Linked DNA regions of Mus musculus: region 1 is linked to region 2. The links are chromatin loops, found by intact Hi-C in ENCODE. Cell type or tissue: gastrocnemius. All regions are shown on one strand. Links, peaks and the distances in the headings refer to the core of each region. The heading gives the core; the rest is flanking DNA.

Region 1 (10,479 bases), core at 1,116-9,115, 100 kb after region 2:
TTCCTACATGATTTTAGTCCAGGTCAAGTTAAAAGTAGTAACTGGCACAATTCTTTTCAAATTTGCTTTTTTTTCCCCCTTTTTTCTTTTGAGACAGGGTCTCAGGCTGCCTGGGAACTTGATAGGTGACTGAAGTCAGCCTTGCATATATGATCCTGTTTCTACTTTCTGGCATTGAGATTAAAGCACACTCTCACATGTGGTTTATAAGGTGCTGGAAATGGGCTCCAGGCTTTGGCCCAGCTACGAACCACCCCAACTGAGCTAGAGCCCCAGACCTTTTCCTAATGTATCACCACTTAGTGCATTCATAGAGTGGGGCAAACATTAGCTGCCTCATTCTGACACATTTGTTCAACCCTAAAGAAAACTGCTGGGATTACAGGAAAGAGATCTTCTCTATCCTATTGCTAGGTTCATGACTGACAGCCCAACAACAAGTGATGATAACAAGAGAAAAGGTTAAGAATTTATCCATATGGGTTGAATATCCCTTATCTGGAACATCTGGAACCAGAAGTATTTTGAATGCTGATTTTGAAATATTTGCATATATTTGCATATGCACAATGAGATGTCCTGGTGATGGGGCCCAAGCCTAAACACTAAATTCAATGTTTCAGATCTTCCATATACATACAGACAAATCATTTACTACCATATTTTTAGTGTATTTCTGTATCGATTAGGACTTGTTACTCCATCCACACTTGGTATGGAATTTTCAACTTGAATTGGTGCTGAAAAGGTTTCAGGCTAGGAATGTAGTTCAAGAGTAGACTGCTGACCCAGTATACATAATGCCCAGGTCTCCATCCCTTGCACTATAGGAGGAAAAAAAAAAGGATGATTTCAACCATTTATACGCTGGGATATGGTGTCTTATACCTATAATTCCAGTACTTTGAAGGCTGACACAGGAAGATTACTGTGAGTTTAAGGACCATGTCACCGTAAAATATTCCAGGTGTTTAAGCATTTAAGACTTTTGAGCTCTCTTGGGACCGTGTGGTGAAGTGTCATAGGAGTATGTGGAGGTCAGAAGTCGAGCCCAGCTGTTATTCCTCAGACACTGCCCACCTTGTTTTTGTTCATGTGTCAGGGTCCCTCACTGACGTAGACTGGCTGGCTAACTAGTCAACCCCAGGGACCCGCCTTTCTTGGCTTCCCAATACTGGAATTACACGTCGCTGACTTTTTTCATGGCTTCAAAGAATCAAAATCAGGTTCTTGTGCTTCTGCAGCAAGCATTTTATTGATTGAGCCCTCCCCAATTCCCTGTGTGACATTTCTGTCCTTTGGGTGTAGGACAGGACACCTGTCACTCAGTCTTCAGGGTATAAAAGCATGAGGAGGTCCAAGTACCCTCCCTATTTCTGCCATTTCCTCGAATGCCATGGCGCCCTATGTTCCCACTTCAGGCTAACATGTTCTAAGCCTCGCTGTGCCTCTTCCCCAGGTCATTAGTGCCCACTGTGCTCTTTTCCCTTCGGATGCATATTTTTATATAAATAGAATTCATCCAACATGTGATCTTTTGTGCCTGGCTCATTTCTTCACATCATCTTTTCAAGGATCCCCTGAGTTCTAGCATTTCAAACCTTGCTGCTAAATGTTGCACTTACAGGAGGCTACATTCTGTGTATACACCCATCTGTAGATGGGTAACAAAAACTAGTCCTCACTCCATCACTGGGCTCCACCCCACAGCCATAAAAACCTGAGTTTAGGATGCAGATACTCCAGTCTAATAATATTCCTATCTCCTTTCTTCATCTCCATCCCTCTGTCTTTAACTGCCAATGTCTCAGTGTTTTGTACACGTGTGTGTACACACATATGTATGTGTACAGGCACATGCTTGAGTATGTGTGCATACACACACACACACACACACACACACACACACACACACACCACTGGCCACCAAAACTGTTGCATGTGCTCAGAGTCAAGCCAAGGTAAACACGATTAGGAACTTCTAGAAGCAAGAGAAAACTTCCCTACAGAATGACTTTGGTTTCCCTCCAAGTTTTCCAGCCTAGAAAATTCACTGCTTTCAACAAATTGAAGCAAAGGGGAAATTGTCACTTTCACTTACAGCCAAAAATATTTCAGGTGGCTGACTTGTAGTACCCTGTACATACGAGCCCTGGCTGGGGCCCCTAGTCAGCCCAGCCAGTTGCCTCAAAGCTATCTCTGCAACAGGATCAGTTCCCAGGGACAAAATCATGTCTCTGTATGGTCACCTCCTAGCACCCTGGGTGTTAAACGACATCTCAGCAAGTGTGTGTAAGAATGGCACAGGTCATCTGTGGAGGTCACAGGAGAGTTTGCAGAGATGGTTCTCTCCTTCCACATGTGGGTCCTGGGCGTTGATCTCAGGTTGTAAGGCTAGCTATCACAGGCATATGCGAGTTCTGGGGATAGAACACAGGTCCTCATGCAAGTGCTTTCCCAGGATAGGCCAGCTTCCAGCCTCATTTCTTTTTCTTTTCTTTCTTTTTTCCAAATTGAAATTAGCATTTCTTTGATGAAGTGGAGGAGAAAGAGGAGGGAGAAGAGGAGGAGTAGGAAGAGGAGGAGGAGGAGGAGGAGGAGGAGGAGGAGGAAGAGGAGGAAGAGGAGGAGGAAGAGGAGGAAGAGGAGGAGGAAGAGGAGGAGGAGGAGGAGGAGAAGGAGGAGGAAGAAGAGGAGGAGTAGGAAGAGGAGGAAGAATAGGAAGAGGAGGAGGAAGAGGAAAACGAGGAGGAAGAGGAGAAGGAGGAGGAAGAGAAGGAGGAGGAAGAGGAAAAGGAGGAAGGGGAGGAGGAAGAAAAGGTACCAATGGCCGATCCTGCTAGTATTCTGATATATTAGGTGCTCCTAAGCATTTAGAGGTCCTTTATCTTCTCCAGTGGCACCTTATGCATATTCTCCACGTTAATTCTCAGTTGCTTCTATTACTGCTATCAGGCATAGAACTTAAACAGGGATGCTGAGGTACACTTATCCGTACAGGGTTGCCATCTCTGGCTGCACTTTGGAGTCCCCCAAGTTGAATTTAATACAGTCCTCTATTTTCCTTTCAGAGTGGACTAGAGGCCTGCAGTTTAGAGGGAAGACAATATTCCCAAGGTCTGGGCAGTAACAGAAGTCAGTCTGAATGTGTGTGTGTGTGTGTGTGTGTTGAAAGAACCAAAAAGCAAGGCTAGGATGTAGCTCACTACGTTTGCCTAGCACACACAAAGCCCTGTGTTCTATGCTTCGCACTGTATAAACCAGGCATGATGGTATGTGCCTATAATCTGCCTGAGAGACAGGCAGAAGGTCAGAATCCAAGACCATCCTCCACTACATATGCATTTGAGGCTAGCCTGGGCTATGTAAGACTCAGTCTTTAAAGAAAACAATCAATCAATCAATCAATCAATCAAACAAACAAAAAACTAACTTGAATTAAAAAAAAGTCCCAGGGCTGAAGAGATGGTTCAGCAGTTGAGAACACTGGCTACTCTTCCAGAGAACCAGGGTTCAATTCCTAGCACCCAGATGACAGCTCACAACTGTCTGCAACTCCAGTTTCAACCAATCTGATCTCTTCACACAGATATTCATGCAGGCAAAACACCATCGCACATAAACTAAATAAATTGTTATAAGAAAGAAAGCAAGAAAGAAAAAGTCCATTTTTCAATCTAATCACAGCGTGAAACCCTCAGGAAACATCTGATCCAGATGTCTACCCACTGTTCCATGGGATACCATGATTAAAAGGACCGGAAGGACCCCAAACGACCATGTAGTCAGGAACCCAGGACCATGTGGTTTATGGGGATGTAGGGATGGATGTTCCCAGAGGGACTGGCCTCCTGCAAGACACGACAGAATCTGCATGTGGGCCAGAATAATTTGTATGCTGTTACCTCTTCCCCATCGGCAGCTGTGACCTCCAGACAGTGTTTTCCACAGACACACAAGCTCCAGGGAAGCACACACCTTTCCTAAATCATTTATGTGCATTCCGGAGAAGCCAGGGACTTAGTAACATCTTAGGCTCGCTTCAATTAGCTCTGCAGCGCCAGGCATGGTGGCGCACGCCTTTAATCCCAGCGCTTGGGAGGCAGAGCCAGGCAAATTTCTGAGTTCGAGGCTAACCTGGTCTACAGAGTGAGTTCTAGGACAGCCATAGCTACACAGAGAAACCCTGTCTCGAAAACAAACAAACAAAAAACAAACAAACACCCCAAAAAAACCCAACTAACTCTGCAGCAGGGGACGACCTTGAACCTCTAATCCTTCCACAGGTGTGTACTGCCTGTCTTTGCAGTGCTGGGTCTGGAACCCAGACCTTTGTACTAGTTAGGAACACTATTAAGTAAGTCACATCTCCAGACCCAAGAGTGATTTCATACAAAACCTGGTCCGGTGAGCAGTGATCCTTGAAACCCTGGAGTCTAAAGGGTGCAGAAAGGTAACTGAAACCCCAGATATTCTCACTTGCTCCTTAGTGCCTGGTGCTTTATTCGCTTTGTAAAAACCTCAAATAGATGTGAAGTTTGATGTGAACTGAGACAAAATTCACCCCATACTTTCTGTTACCAAATTTAGCTGTTCCACAAACTAAAAATGTCCACTGTGGGCACGTATTTTCAGCTCAGGGTCACAGCTTTGACAGCCTGCCTGGCTGGCAGGTCAGATAATCCTTGTGTTAACACAGGTGCTGGCACATCATAGGAATTCTCACATACCTGATGATTGCATAGAGATATTTGATTCCTAAGCAACCATGAAAATTCATGTGTCAGTTCCTAAAGAGGTCGGGTTACTGGGCATTAACAAGTTTCTAAAAATGTCTAACCCTCCGTGTGCTTCTGCTTACCGGCCTGGTACATGCTGATCTAAAGGTACCACAGAGAAGCCTATCAGAGGCAGAGTTTAAACAGAATTTCCCGGTAGCAATTTGCCTTTTTCTGAGGCAGTGTTTTGTAAATCTTTTTCTGAAGAGTCACAGTTGTTAATAAGTTTCTAAGAAAAAGAGGCGGAGAGTGTAGTCAATGAATTTGCAAATGACTGTATAAACACACAAGGAGGGCGTTTCTTGGCTGTTTCACAGCTCTGCAGTGTTGGCCCTAGCATGTGGTAGGCAAGCACACCATGCCTGAGCTGCAGCTGTGCCAGAGCTGCAGCTGTGCCTGAGCTGCAGCTGTGCCTGAGCTGCAGCTGTGCCTGAGCTGCAGCGCTACCTAGCTGCTGCAGACTGGAACTCTTTGAGTGCATAGAGCCTGTGTATTGAGGCAAAGCTGACCTCAGCTCTGCTCTAGCTGCTGTTGACTTTGCATTAGATAAATGACTGAACATGACTTTGAACTTCTGATCTTTCTGCCTCTAACTGAATGCTGGGATTACAGGTGTGTGCCCCAGGCCTGCTTTGTTGGTTTTTGTTTTTTTGTTTTCTCTTTTGTTTTGAGTGATTGTGCAAATTGTCCATGTCCCTTTATTTCTGGCCCTCCTGTTCCTACCTCCTAAGTTGGGAGATTATGAAGTCGATATCTATTTTTTTTTTTTGGTTTCAATGTTGAAGATAGAATTCAGAGTTTTTAATATTCACCAATTGAGCTATATCCTAGTCCTGGGACCAACATTTTACAAATGGAACAAAGATCACCATGTCCAAAGAGCTTGCCTCTGAGGTACTGAGGGGCAGAGTCCAGAGTGCTCTTCTTCATTCTCCACCCCATGGCAACCTTTGTGCCTCTCCTCTCTCCACACTCTCCTACAGCATGGCTCTCCTCTTTCTCTTCTCCCAGTCTCAAGCCCGAGAAACCCTAAAATCCCACCTCTGTCTGTCCTCCCCAACTACTAGGTGCTGACACCTTAATTTACCAAACAGAACCAACTCAGGCAGGGTTCTAGAAGCTATGTGCAGACCCTCTTGTGCAAATAGTTTTGGGGAGAACATAATTTGCATTTGTAATACAAGCAGCTACAAAGGACATTGGTGGAGGTGCAGCTTCAGTGGCAGTTGAAGGCCCAGGACTAAAGGGGTCATGCAAGGAAGTTGAGACTTGGCACTGTGAAGAAAGCCTATGAGAGGCTATTGGTGAAAGTGCAGCCTAGTGGCAGCAGAGACCCCAGCATATTGTAGATACCAGTACCACGGAATGACTACCAAGAACAGCAGCAGCAGAGGAGGAGAGTCAGCCAGAGCCTAGAGTGCTACAGAGGGCAGAGCTGGCGAAGTGCCCCAAGCCCTTTGGAGGATCTCAGAAGATCACGTGTGGATCCCAGACACTGGAACAAGAAGCTGTGAAGTTAAAGTTGCCTTGGAGACTCTCAGATGTTAGCGATGCCAGAGCTGTGGAATACCTGCCAAGGAAAGCTGCTAACAGGAAGTTGAACATGCCCAAGATCAAGAAGTGTCTTGCTGTCATTGTAGCTGGAAGGAGTTGGACATCAGACATGGAAATGCAGAGTTGGAGTTTGTCCATCTGGTTTTCAGTCTTGCTTTGGCCCAGTATTTCCTTACTATGACATTTTAGAATGTATATTCTGTGCCTTGATATGTTGAAAGTATGCGATCTGCTTTTTGATTTTGATTTTATATGTATTACAGTTAAGAGATCACATGAGTCTCAGAAGAGACTTCTAACTTTGGACTTTTAAACATTATTGAGACTGTGATAGACTATGTAGACTTTTGAAGTTGGACTAAATGCATTTTGCATTATGTTATGGCTGTAAGCCTATGGGATGTGGTGGTTAGAACAGGAATGGCCCTCATAGATTTCATGTGTTTGAATGCTTGCCCCATAATGAGTGGCACTATTAGAAGGTGTGGCCTTGTTGGGGGGAAAAGTGTCACTGTGGAGGTGAGCTTCAAAGGTCACACATATAAGCTCAAGCTATACCCAAGTGTAGAAGACAGTTTCCTCCTGGCTGCCTTTGGATCAAGATGTAAAACTCTTGGCACCTCCAGCACCATGGAAGTCAACCCCAAATAAATGTTTTCTTTTTTATAAGAGTTGCCTGGGTCATGGTGTCCCTCACAGCAGTGAAACCCTAACCAAGACAGAGGAGTTTATATATTGGTTCCCCTTCTATTCTGAGTGGGAATCATTTGGCATATTGGCCTAGCATTTGTCTGTGTTCAGTTAGTATCCTTTAAAGGCACGAGAAAGAAATGCCCATGTTAATGAAGCAATACAAGGAAAAAAAAGGAGCTGAAGCCATCGGTTAGGGTTAAGACAAGTGGTTGCTGATAAGATGCTGAGAGCAACATGGAGTGTTGTGTTGGGCCTTTGACAGGGAAAGGAGACATAAGTGGGGATCCTAGAAACTTTGAGGCATTATATTATTAGTTTTATATTTTCAGATTTTATATTCTTAGTTTTGATAGGTGCCATTTTCTGTATGGTGTTCATGTTTGTGGCAAAGGGAAGACTCTAGGGGAGCTCTCTCTGCTACCATTACAGACATTTGGTAAATCCCAGTAAGAGCTCAGCCATTTAGTTCGTGCAGAAGTCCTCTGACATAACATCCTTTCTCACCGTCCTTTAGAACTCCTTCTAGAATGCTGGCATTAGCTATGACTCTCTTTGTTATGCGTGTCGGTTCATGTGTGTACAAGTGCACATATGTGTGTGTGGTGTATATGTGGAGGCCAGAGGTCAACAGTGGATGTTTTTCCTCAGGAGTTGGCTACCATGCTTTTTAAGAAAGGGACCTTCACTGGCCTAGCGCTTGCTCAGCAACACCCAGGGATCCACCTGCCTCCACCTTCCTGGGTCTGTGATCACAGGTACACACTGTTGCATCTGGCTATTTATATGGGCCCTAGGAATTAAACAAAAATCCTTATGATTTACTGGCTGAGCCATCTCCAAAGCTTTCTTTTTCTTTTTAAACAAACAAATAACTGAGTTAATCACATGAAAAAAATTGGGGGTCCCTGTAAACTCTACTGCTGGAAGAGAAATGAACCTTAAGAGGCAAGAAGGCTCGGCACAATTTAGTAAAGTGGGGTTGGTTTAAACTTCATGATCTGGCCCCAAGGAGATTATTGTACGCATATTTAAGCACAGTACAATTTAGAAAAAAAGGTTCCTAGTGTAATACAACCCTGGGTACACAAGTAGGCATAATTACATAGAAACTCAACTGACAGTACATGTCATTTCTTCTAAGAAGAGGGGTTCTAGAGATAGATTACAAATACTAGCTTAAGGGCTTAGGGGAGAATCTGGTGTGAGCTTAGTCATACAGATAGTGTAGAGGTCTTTTGGGTTGTTAGCCACCTCCAGCCCTGACTGTGGGAGCCTAGAGGAGCCCCTGGCCATACAAATAAGGCAAAGGTCACTGCGAATATTAGCCACCTGCGGTCCTGCTTGTGGGAGCTGAATACGGCCAGATCCTTCAGATCATGCAGATCACCTGGCTATTAACTGCCTCCATTCACAGCTTTTTGGGTAGAAAACAGATTATATATCTTTTTTTTCACTGAAAAGACAACCCTGCATGTTTAACATTCCTGATTTCCTTAGTGGTCTGTGGGCGAAAGGATCTTTGTGCTCCCAACAAAAAAGGAGAGGAAAAATATGAAAAGTTTTTTATCTTTGTATGTTGAGTTCTATGATTTCTTCTTGCTTGGGCTTGATCAAACATAGTTTGTATTTTTCAAGAAAAATACCAAGACCCTCTTTTTCTTTTGTTACAACTTGAAAAGAGAGATATGGGGTAACAGGATGGTAGTTTTCTCAAATGTGCAAGGGGCTTGATTGTCAGCAACACACATGGTCATGCTTCTCCGGCTCTGAAACTTGGCTTCCTATTAATTGAATAATGACAAATTGTTCTCCTAACATCTCAGGGGTCTTCAGTCCAGTCTAGAACTTATTAAGGACCCACTCAGTGTAAAGCGCTAGTCCAGCAATAGTGGAAACTGGGTCAAGTGTCTCTGTAAGGAAAGGCTTCTCAGTTTCAGAGGAGAAGACCTTTGGAAGCTAAAAGCATTTTTAGGCTTGGAAACAGAGCTCAGTTGGTAAGAGTACTTGCTTAGCACATGCAAGGTCCTGGATTTTGTACCACATAACTGGGGGTGGATGCAGACACCCAGCATGTGGGTAGTAGAGGCAGGAGGATCAACAGTTCAAAGTCATCTTTAATTACAATAATAAGGTCATCCTGGGCTATGTGAGACTCTGCCAGAAAATAAGACAAAACCAAAAGAAGCTCCCTTAAAGGGCTGGAGAGATGGCTGAGTGTGCAAGCCTGGCCACGTGGATTTTGGGTCTGGAGACAGCAGCACAACGTCGGTAATAATATCAGTGGACACAGGGGTCAGTCCTGGGGTCACTTAGCTTGGCTTACACGACAGCAAAGAGATTCTGACTCAGACAAGGTGGAAAGACAAGGACTGATGTGCTTTGTAATGTGTGTGCCCACTTGCATGCTCACACACACTTTAAAAGAAAAAGAAAAAAAGTCTCCTCATTCCAAAATTTAATTACTGTTCAGGCAAATGCATATGGCTAATAAGATATTTGAACATATTTTATAAAGTCAATTTATATTGAAACCAGACCACAGTATCCAACTTATGACTCATTCTGCTAATACTTAACTGATTTTTCCTCTGTTCTCTAACTTGTAATCATTATAAGATGATCTATGATCTGTGATTAATTCTTAACTGCTTAGGTACAGAGCAGTGGTGACCTCACACAATGATGGGGCCTTCTCAAGCCATCCATTGGAAAGAACCCAAAGAAGCAACCATATTTCATACCCTTCCTGTCTTTCACAGAGTTTTTCTTCCCTGATACCTACTCAGACTATCACTGCAAGGAAGCACCTAAGACCAGAGAGACCATTACTAATGGCTGGGAGTAAGCACTGGTGACTAGACATAACTCCGTGCTAAGGCCCAAGACCAAGAGGCTGGGGAGATAAGAAAGCCCACCTGTTAAACTACCTTACAAGCACAAGGACCTGACTTCACGTTCCACAGCTCACATAAGAAAGCCAGGCTAGGCATGGTGGCATTTTCTTGTAATCCCAGAGCCAAGGGACAAAGACAAGGCAATCCTTAGAGCTTGTTAGCTAGCTTTGTGGCCTACTTGATGAGTGTTTGGTTCTAGTAAGATACTTTATCTCAAAAGACCAAGATGAGGAATGATAGCTGACATTGTTCTCTGGTCCCCATATATAGGTGCTCATACAAGCACTTGTACCTGCACTGAATAGACACACATACACACCTGCATGCATACACAGATACATACATGCATGCATGCATGCACATGCACAGACACAGACACACAAAGACACACATGTAAACACATGCAGACACACAGACATGCATGTGCACACATGTGTGCACATACATGCACACACACATCGACCATGAACATGCACTCTTTCACACACAAGAAAGCATCCAGATGGATACTCTCCCATGATGTGAACAGACTGACAGACTGAGCAGGAACGAGGCAGAGT
Region 2 (10,479 bases), core at 934-8,933:
GAATGTAGTGAATAACTGAGTATGGTCCCTCGTGGCCACAGTAACTACGTCCTGTGCTAGAACTAACTTGAGTATTAACGTTTTTGTTTTTGTTTAGTTTTTTTAGAGACAGGGTTTCTCTGTGTAGTCCTGGCTGTCCTGGAACTCACTCTGGAGACCAGGCTGGCCTCGAACTCAGAAATCCGCCTGTCTCTGCCTCCCGAGTGCTGGGATTAAAGGCGTGCGCCACCACTGCCCGGCTAACATAATATTAAAACTATTATTGGGGACCTTTTGTTCTTTGTTATTTATGTGTATGTATGTCATGTTTATACAACTACTTTCTGAAGGCAGAAGACATGAGATCTCCTGAAGCTGGAGTCATAGGTGATTAAGAGTCACTGTGGGTCCTCTGAAGGAGCAGTGCACACTCCTCATCACCATGTCATCTTTCCAGCTCCATGCTTCTTACATGTTGAACATAAGATGCCAAAGGATACCTACCCACTTAAAACTTTTTTTCAGATTTATTTTATAGGTTATGGGTCAGTATACCACATGCATGCCTGGTGCCTGAGGAGGCCGGAAGAGGGTACTGGATTCACAGAGCTGGATGTATAAACTGTTGTGAGCCACCAAGTGTTGGGAATTGCACTTGGGTCCTCAGGAAGAGCAACAAGTGTTCTTAACCACTAATCCAGCCACCTTACCCACATTTTTGCTGCTGCTGTTGTTTTGGCAGATTTACTTACAAAGAGCTATTCTCAGAGGAAAGATGACCTAAGTTCTTCCCAGTCCCTCTCTTTCTACTCTCCTAGTTTGGATGCCTTGTCCTTTCACTTGGCCTATCTGACATGGAGATACCACTGTGAAAAACCAAATTAAGGCAAGAAAAGTGACTGCCATTCATATTTGCAAGCTTGCATATTACTTCAAGAAAAAGCAGGGGTAGAGTTATGGTTTGATAAAGGGAGATATATAAAGTGATTCTACTGAGTAATGATCATGTGTAGTATGTACTACACCCTAGAGCAGCAGTCCCCACCTTCCTAATATTGCTACCCTTTAATACACTTCCTCATGGTGTAGTGATCCCAACCATAAAATTATTTCATTGCTACTTCATAACTATAATTTTGCTAGTTATAAATAATAATGTAAATATCTGATATGTAAGATATCTGATATATGATTCCTGTGGGAGGTCACAACCCACAGGGTGAGAACTGCTGTACTAGAGGAAAAGATATTGAACTTTCAGAGGATGAATAGCAAATAACACTGTGGTTCTATAAAGTATGCATGGATCAGATGAAGTGGGATCACTCAGAACTACTCAAATAGCTCTCAGTTTTATATTAAAATGTAGAATCTAGCCCAAATTAGCCTAATCCTCAAAGAAACTGGACAATAGACATAATTTAGTGTTTCACTTCAAACTATTTCTCAGAACACGAAGTCATCTAAATTAATATTACAGAAATTATTCGCTATATTTAAAGTTTTCTATTACTTCATGGAATATAAAAATAAGAGCCCTAGCTTTTTTTTTTTTTTTTTTTTTTTTTTTTTTTTTTAAAAACAGGGTTTCTCTGTGTAACCCTGGCTGTCCCTCACTTTGTAGACCATATCGACCTCAAACTCAAAAATCTGCCTGCCTCTGCCTCCCCAAATGCTGGGACTAAATTGTGTACCACCACCTGGCTGAGCCCTAGCTTTTAAAACAAAACATTTATAATTTTCACACTGGCCTAAGGCAGCAACTTTCAGCCCACATATTATGAATTCCTCAAAGTTCAATGCAATTAAAGTTCCATCCTAATGCATGCTGGAGTTTCAGTACCTCCTTAGATTTTCTTTGGAGGGCTTAAAATATTTTACCATCACTTAATATACAGAAACATACCATTTACACTAGAGTTCCTACCCACTTTTAGTTTTCAGATACTCTCAAAGGAAAGATCATCTTTGTTCTTTCAGGTTTCTAATGAAATGACTTAAAGCCTTGTAAAGAAATGGGAAACAGAATATTTTCAGCATCATTTTGTATTCAGCTACTGGAGTTACACACACAATCTCAACTAGTTCTCTGAGCTTCTGAATCGCTGATCGTTTCCCGATGTGCAGAATTAGCCTGTGCAACAGAGAATACTCGAAAGTATGCTTGGGTTCTTCTTACTAGGCCCCAGCAGTACCTCCCTTGTACTCCCAGGACTCTAGTTTAAAACACCTCCAAAAGCTGCTAAATGTCCCTGGGGAACAAACCTAACCCAAAGTTGAGAATCGCCATTCCAAGTGAAGCTCATGGTACCAAAAAGTCGACACTATGCTCGTCAGAAGAATCAAGGAAAAAAAACATCTTTTTCTCTGATTGCTTTCCACCCAATTTATACTTGAAATAGCCGAGGAGCAAGATATGCCACTGTGTGCACATGAAGACATCTGGCTTAATTTCTACAATTACTGCTTTCAACAAGTCCTGTAATATCAGCAGTTTGGGAGGCAGAGGCAGGAGGATCACTTTAAGTTCGAGACCAGCCTAGTCTACAGAGAGTTACAGAAGAGCCAGGGTTACTTTCACAAAACCGGGGACTGAACAAGGAGAGATTGAAGAAGGGGGCGAGGGTTGGTGGGGAGGATGGAAGGAAGGATTGATTTCACTTGTAGGGAAAGCTAGGTTTTTACATCATACCGGATAAGCAGAATTTCGAGAAGGGACAGAGAGAAAAGACTGGGAGGACAGAACGTTAGGCACTGAAAGCACAGTCCATGAAGAAACCCAAGGACCTGTTTGTTCTCAATAGCCAGCCCTTAGATGGGAACAATTAGAGTCTATTTAACATGCCCGAGTAGGTAGCCAGATCCATCAAGCTGCTGTTGCCCCAAGGGGTGAGCAGGGCTAGACACAGGTTCCCATGGACTTGGAATTGACCTGAAGTCCTCTCATGATTCTCACTCAGAAAGAGGAACCCAAACGTAGTGAGACCAGCTGGGACCACCTCCTCTTCCCAGCCCCCAAATAAACTCACCAGTTACAGAATACCCAACCCTTTCTGGATACCAGGGGTTCTAGTCTGGGGTTTGCTTGCTACAGCATCGGAATCACGTGGGGAAACTTCTTAAACTCTACAAACTGAGTTCCCGCCCACCCGAGCTTGAGACCCGAGGCTGCAAAGCCATGTTTTCACCAAGGTCCCCAGGTGATTCCTACGCCCGCCAAAAGTTACAATTTGTCTCCTAACTTGGAAAGCACTGAACATCTGTGGCTTTTGCAGGGGCCTCCGCGACAACTAGGACTTCTTCCCGTACGCTTCTGGGGCCCACACCGATTGCTCCTGTCACCCTACAGGACCAGCGCGGGTTCAGGCCGGGTCCTACGCCGAGCCTCGGTAAAGCCAAAGCCGGCTCCGACAGCGCCGGGCCCACCTCCCCTCAGCCACCGGGCCCCGTGACGTGGCCCGGCCCGGCCCGGCCCGGCCGCCCTCCTCCAACGAGACTCCTTAGTCCTACGGGGAAACCAGTCGCCCCGGTGGCGAAGACCCGGGACCACAGCGCCGCCCGCTCCTTCCGTACCTTCTCCAGGGACGCGTCCATGGCTGAGGCGTCCGGTGCTGGGCCCGCGGTGCTGGGCACTACTTCCGCCTCCCGCGGCCCGCAGCGGTTTCCACGCTGGCAGCGCTGACGTCCTCCCCGCCCGCAGCCGGCGGGGCGGAGAGGAGGAGGAGCTGCCCCGCAGCGCGGCCCGCAGGTATCCTGCGGCTTGCTGAAGGCGGGGCTAGGCCCGTCGGGTGGGCGGGGCCTCCCGGGGCGGGGCCTTCTAGGCTTCCGTACTTGGGCGTCACGCCGGCCGGTCCTAACGCTGCTTGGTGGCAAGAACCCCGTCTATAGGGCGGTCCAACTTGAAGCCTGTGACGACCGTCGCAATGAGATATCCACCAGGTAAAATACTATCGACTCAGCTGCACGGCCCAAGCCAGGCTTTCAAGTCCTCCGCCGTCAACACCGGTCAGGAATGGAGTAGTTATTTACCTTAGCAGCCTAAGACCAGCGCTCACCCTTGCGCATGCGCGGGATGATGTATTTTGTCAGCTCTTTCCTCAGAAGTCCAGACAGAAAGGAATTCGAGGCCGCTGTTCTGGCGTCCTCCCTCATGTCACAATGATGGCTTGTCGGAGGATGGGTAATAATAATGATAATAGTAGGTCTGTTGCCTTTCCATTTTATATCAGAGCAGAAATTTGATATGGAGGTCATTATTATCCGTTTTAGGTTTAGTCCCTTGCAGCCCGGCAGTACACCTCATTATTCCCGCTTCACACCCGCTAGGTGGGGGTAGTGCGTTTTTAGTGAGTAAGAGCCCGTGGGATTTGTTTCCTACATTGCTCCACTACTGATGGGTAGGTGAAATGGGATCTTACCACCATTGTGGTCAGTGAAACTTCCTGCACAGAAGTCTGATGATGCTAAAAACCACAAAGCTATCCCTACCCTCTCTATTTCTTATGCAGCATGCTCCCCCAAACCCCCAGGTTGGGTCGGGTTGTCAGTGTAGTAATTATCTGCAGGCGGTCTCTACTTTGTATTTGGATAAATGGCCTGCTTGTGTTGTTAACATTTCCTAGCAAAGAAATCGTGTGTGCTGCTTTTGAGTGACTCTCCAGTTAACTGGAAAAAAAAAAAAAAAGTGATGAAATAGTGCCTTTTTTTTTTTTTTCCTTTCTTTTTTGGTTTTTCGAGACACGGTTTCTCTGTACAGCCCTGGCTGTCCTGGAACTCACTCTGTAGACCAGGCTGGCCTCGAACTCAGAAATCCGCCTGCCTCTGCCTCCTGAGTGTTGGGATTAAAGGAGTATGCCACCACGCCTGGCTTGAAATGGTGCCTTTCAAAGACTGAAAACTGATGTGCTCCTGCTTGAACAAAACAATGTGTTATGAAAATTTCCAAACCTGTAGAAAGGACAAAAGAATTTCGGTGAACAGTCATGTGCCCATTAGCTAGATTAGTTGCTATTTTCTTCTTTTTTTTTATCACATGTGTATTCAGATAACTATCCATCAATATTTGTGCTGGTACATTACAACTCTGAACACTTCAATATTATTAAAGACTTATTTTTTTTAGGCAGAGGTACAAGAAGTGTCTCCTCCTCCACCTCATGATTTGGAGGCTAGACTAGGAGAGATGCCGAAGTCCAAAACAACTTGGCTTGGTGACTCCAAACCAAACAGCTAAGGTGCTGATGGTAATGGTGGTTGCCACTAAGTCTGATGGACAGGGAGAACCATCTCCTGCAAGATGCTCTCCGACTGGCATATGCGTGCTTACACACTCACAATTTTTTGTAAGCAAATAGCAAAATAAAAACAAGCAAACAAAAACAGTGCACAGGCTGTAGAGATGGCTTAAGAGGTAAAGGCCTCTACCACTAAGCCCGGACTGAGTTTGATCCCTGAGACTCACAGTGGAAAGAGTAACAACTCTGGAGTTGTCCTCTGACTTTTGCATGTGGCACACATGCACACACACACAAGAGCTCACAAAATAAAAATGTAATAAAGATTTAAAAAAAGAAGCTCATAAATGTAACATTATCTCCAAGTAGTTAAAAAGTAGATTCAAGCCAAGCCTGGTGGTGCATGCCTTTAATCCCTGCACTTAGGAGGCAGAGGCAGGTAGAGCTCTGTGAGTTCTAGGCCAGCCTGGTCTACATAGAGAAACAAACCAACATCCCACCGCTACCCCCAAATAGACTCAACCTGTACAGACATATGGCTTGTATATGGTGAATGTTTACATCATTAGTATTTTTGAGTTAGGGTCTCACTATGTAGCCCTGGCTGTCCTGCTGTTCATTTGTAGACTGACCTGCCTTGAACTTGAAGCAATCCTCCTGTCTCCCAAGTGGTGTAAGCTATCACAGTGAAGTAAGAATTTCCTTGAGGGCTAGAGAGATGGCTTAGCAGTTAAAAACAGGATTCAATTTCCAACACTCACATGGCAGCTCACAGCTTTCATAATCTTTAGTCCCAGTGGAATCCAATGTACTCTTCTGGCCTCGACTGTGCATGCAGGCAAAACATCAAACACATAAAAATAATAGATAAAATGTTAAAAAGAGATTTTTCTCCAAGAGTAAACCAGAAGGAAACAAAGGAGGGGGGTATGTAGGTTTTTTTTTTCTTTAAATTCCACAACATAATTTTGCTGTGAGCTGAATTATTACAGCCATATTGTAAATAAATATTTTAATCTTTAATATTAAAATAAGCCAGTGATATACACTGATTCACTACAGCAATGCAAAAATGTGGGGTTTGCTGCCAAGCCTAATGACCTGTGTTTAATCCCCAGACCCTACAGTGTGGAAGGAGAGAACTGACTCCCTAAAGTTACCCTCTGACCTCCATACACACTCAAGAACGCGCGCGCACGCGCACACACACGTCAAATAAATACATATAACCCGATGTTCTTCTAAAAAATGATAACTATCAAAAGCTGTGAGGGATGAACAAGATGAATAAAGATATAGATGGAATTACTATTGTCCTCCGCTTTATTCTAAGAATAAGTAGGCGTTTGGGGAAAGGGCTGAGTGAAGACAGCTTTATTCCTATTATTATTTTGCCAGGGGTTTTATTTGTTTTTGAGACAGAGTCTAAGTAGCCCATGCTGGCCTCTAGCACTCTTTTTGCCTCAGCCTCTCAAGTCTTGGGATTACAAATATATGCTACCATGCTCGGCTATATAGAACTTTAAATGTAGTATTTAGATGTAAAGAAACTCATGTATGTACATATACCATGAATGTAGAAGTGAAAATGTCTAGGGTACAAAATAGACTAATAACAAGTGGGAAAGGAAGAATAAGGGTGCAGAGGGAAGTATGCTCAAAATATATCATTTTTAAATTAGTTCCCAACACCTACATGGCAGCTCACAACAGTCTGTAACTCTGTACCAAAGTATATCCATTTATGTTACTGTCTTAGTCAGGGTTTCTATTCCTGCACAAACATCATGACCAAGAAGCAAGTTGGGGAGGAAAGGGTTTATTTGGCTTACACTTCCATACTGCTGTTCATCACCAAGGAAGTCAGGACTGGAACTCAAGCAGGTCTGAAAGCAGGAGCTGATGCAGAGGCCATGGAGGGACGTTCATTACTGGCTTGCTTCCCCTGACTTACTCAGCCAGAGATCGTCCCACCCACAAGGGGCCTTTCCCCCTTGATCACTAATTGAGAAAATGCCTTACAGTTGGATTTCATGGAGGCATTTCCTCAACTGAAGCTCCTTTCTCTGTGATAACTCCAGCTGCGTCAAGTTGACACAAAACTAGCCAGTACAGTTTCCTAGTATCATGTTTTTTTTTTAAAAATAGACATCAATAAAGATAAATATGAGAAATTAGTGAGTGTAAGAGTTGTTCCTCACAATCAGGTGATTATTCCTCCAGCAGTCATTGACTGCCTGTAGTTCTCCATCAGTTCATGTGACATTGTATTACAGATGTTCCATCTGGGGCTGGGGACCCCACAGTCACTTATTCTCTGCATTTTGACCAGTTATGGCTCCCTGTAGCCTTTGCTGCAGAAAAAAAAAAGTGCTTTCGATAAGGGTAAGAGCTATGTTTGCCTGTGGGAATAACTATTTAGAGTACAGTTAGAAGCTGTATTGATTTAGGAAATTGGCAGTAGTGGGTCCTCCTCTAAGGTCTATTACTTGTTCAGCCACCAGTAGTTGTTGAGGTTTACAATACAAGGTGCGAGTTCCCTCCTGTTGAACAGGGCTTAAGTCCAGTTAGACAGCTTGGTTATCCACAAGATATAAAGATTAGCAGCGTCTTCCTAGGCTGGTCGCTCTGGTTTACCTGCTTCACATTTCTGTAGGACTCTTGATTGCATTTCTCCCTTGGCAGCTTGCATAATATCTTCTGCTACTCTGAGAGCTGGTCCTGAGGGAGGAGATGTCCAAGTCAATTCCAGCTGATTCCTTCAGCTTCTGTGTCTAAAGTGTGTGGTATCTCAGAGGCAATCGAGGGCAATGGCAAACCCTGTAGTGTTTCAGAGGTCTCTTAGATACCCGTGACCAACAACCTAAAATGTTTCCCTTCCTCTTTCTGGTACTGGGGTTTCTTTAAATAATTTATGGCTCCTGAGGGAAACGTTATCACCTCATGAGCAGTCACTCTATCCAGAAATATGTGTGTGATTATACTCACTTTTTTGGTTTTTCAAGACAGGGTTTCTCTGTGTAGCCCTGGCTGTCCTAGAACTCACTCTGTAGACCATGATTTCCTATGGCTTTTTCAAACATCTTTAGTGTTATTTTTTTTAAACCAGAGGTAAAAGACCACTACAATGAAAATTTTATATTTTTGAAGAAAGAAATTGAAAAAGATACTAGAAGATGGAAAGATCTCTTAGGCTCATGGATTGGTAGAATTAATATTGTAAAAATTACCATTTTTCCAAAAGCAATTTACAGATTCAGTGTAATATCATTCAATAAAAATGATAGAAATAGAGCAACATCATAAAGCTCATATGAAGTATAGAAGGCACTGGAACAGTGCTGGAGTTTTTTGTTTTTTGTTTTTTTGTTTTTTTTTTTGTTTCCCCATTCTTTTTTTTTTAATTAGGTATTTTCCTCATTTACATTTTCAATGATATCCCAAATGTCCCCCATACCCACCCCTGTGCTGGAGTTTTATTAAGTTATTCAAGTTATAGTACAGAGTTACCATTCTAATTTAACTTTCTGTTGCTAAAACAAAGACCATGGTCAAATGCAGTTTGAGGAGGAAAAGATTTATTTAATCTTACATTTAATAACCAACACAGGAACCTGCATGCTCTTGTTTACCATGACTTTCTCAACCTACTTTTTAAACCACCCAGGACCACCTCCCTACAGGTGGCATTGCTCATAATGGCCTAGGCCCTCAATCATTAATAATTTAAAAAAATGCTTCACAGGGCTAGAAAGATGGCTCAGCAGGTAAGAGGACTGTAGTGGTTATTCCTGGTTGTCAACTTGACAATATTTGGAATGAACTACAATCTGGAATTGGAAGGCTCACCAGTGACCCTTATCTGGAGGCTTGGAGATCCTTATCTGGATCTTGGTTTGAAGATCTTGAGCCATAGTGGCTATGGATTCCAGAAGATTGAATCTCCGAGTTTAAGGAACACACCTTTAATCTGGGCTACACCTTCTGCTGGAGACAATATAAGGACATTGGAAGAAGGGAGTCTAGCTCTTGCTCTTGCTCCTTCGCCTGCTTGCTGCGTGAGACTGAGTAACTGCTAGATCCTTGGACTTCCATTCACAGCTGTGACTGAACAATTGTTGGGAATTGGGCTGCCGACTGTAAGTCATCAATAAATTCCTTTACTATCTAGAGACTATCCATAAGTTCTGTGACTCTAGAGAACCCTGACTAATACAGAAGTTGGTACCAGGAGTGGTTCTAGAGTAACAGAAGTACAAGGATGAATCTTTTAAAATACTGGAATTGGCTTGTTGATCCACCAGCACTTTCAACTATTGAAACCTCTCCAGATTCTCTCCCTCCTGGGAGCTCAGAGAATTTTGAAGACCCATGGTTGAAACTATATTCCGAACTTAAAGAAGCTAATGACCTTGATTTTCTTAATGAATTAGGTGATTCAGTGCACAAAGCTTTCTACAAGATGGGGAAAAAATCGGAAAATGATTTTACTGGCTGGCTGCTCTTAGTATCTGTGGAAAAAATGATGAATGAAAGGAAGGAGTTGTGTGATTAAAATCGAAAGGCTCCAGACACAAGTAAACGATCTAAAAGTTGCTAAGTGTGTCCTTGAGGAGAATCTTCTCTCTTGTAGCAATAGAGCTCAAGTTGCAGAAAATCAAACAGAAACTCTCATTGTAAGGTTGGCTGAACTACAGCGAAAATTCAAGTCTCAGCCTCAGAGTGTGTCGACAGTTAAAGTAAGGGCTCTAATTGGCAAAGAATGGGATCCTACAACATGGGACGGGGATGTGTGGGAAGACCATGTTGAAGCTGAGAATTTTGAATCTTCAGATTCTCAAGGGTTTGCCCCACCTGAGGAAGTAGTACCCTCAGCCCCACCCCTTGAAATAATGCCTTCCCCACATGAGGAAATTAATTTTGCAGAGTCTGATAAACCAGCAATGACTTTCACTACTGATGTTTCTCAAGGCCCACCAATAGTTTCTTCTAGACTTGTAACCAGACTCAAAGCAAAACAGGCTCCTAGAGGGGAGGTAGAAAGTGTAGTCCATGAGGAAATTCGCTACACTACTAAGGAGCTTAATGAGTTTGCTAATTCATTCAAGTAGAAACCTGGTGAATATGTGTGGGAATGGATTTTAAGGGTGTGGGATAAGGGTGGAAGGAACATAAAACTAGAGCAGGCTGAGTTTATTGACATGGGTCCTCTGAGTAGAGATTCTAGGTTTAATACGGAAGCTCGCATAGTTAAAAAAAGGTGTCA

Evidence for each region. Hi-C counts contacts between places; a loop is a spot of excess contacts. Peaks named below come from ENCODE experiments on the same cell type or tissue, not always from the same donor. Only the 100,000 strongest peaks of a DNase experiment are listed, where the experiment ranks them.
Region 1: a loop joins it to region 2, with 2.1 times the contacts of the local background. A loop is called at or near these places in 2 of 42 quality-filtered maps.

What each region holds. Positions count from the first base shown.
Region 1 is chr16:13,999,219-14,009,697 of GRCm38, forward strand. The region is part of intron 1 of Bmerb1 (bMERB domain containing 1); the gene reads left to right. Among named protein-coding and RNA genes, the nearest start is that of Ifitm7, 18 kb to the left of the region's middle. In gastrocnemius, for the core only: a CTCF peak has its summit at 5,238; a DNase peak (open chromatin) is centred at 6,209; H3K27ac peaks cover 460 bases.
Region 2 is chr16:13,899,363-13,909,841 of GRCm38, forward strand. Pdxdc1 (pyridoxal-dependent decarboxylase domain containing 1) reads right to left here and starts at 3,783. Exons shown (of 23, transcript NM_053181.3): 1 at 3,553-3,783. The coding sequence starts at 3,573. It also overlaps a transcript of Mpv17l not described here. In gastrocnemius, for the core only: a CTCF peak has its summit at 4,299; DNase peaks (open chromatin) are centred at 3,782, 4,018 and 4,289; H3K4me3 peaks cover 2,570 bases; H3K27ac peaks cover 2,205 bases.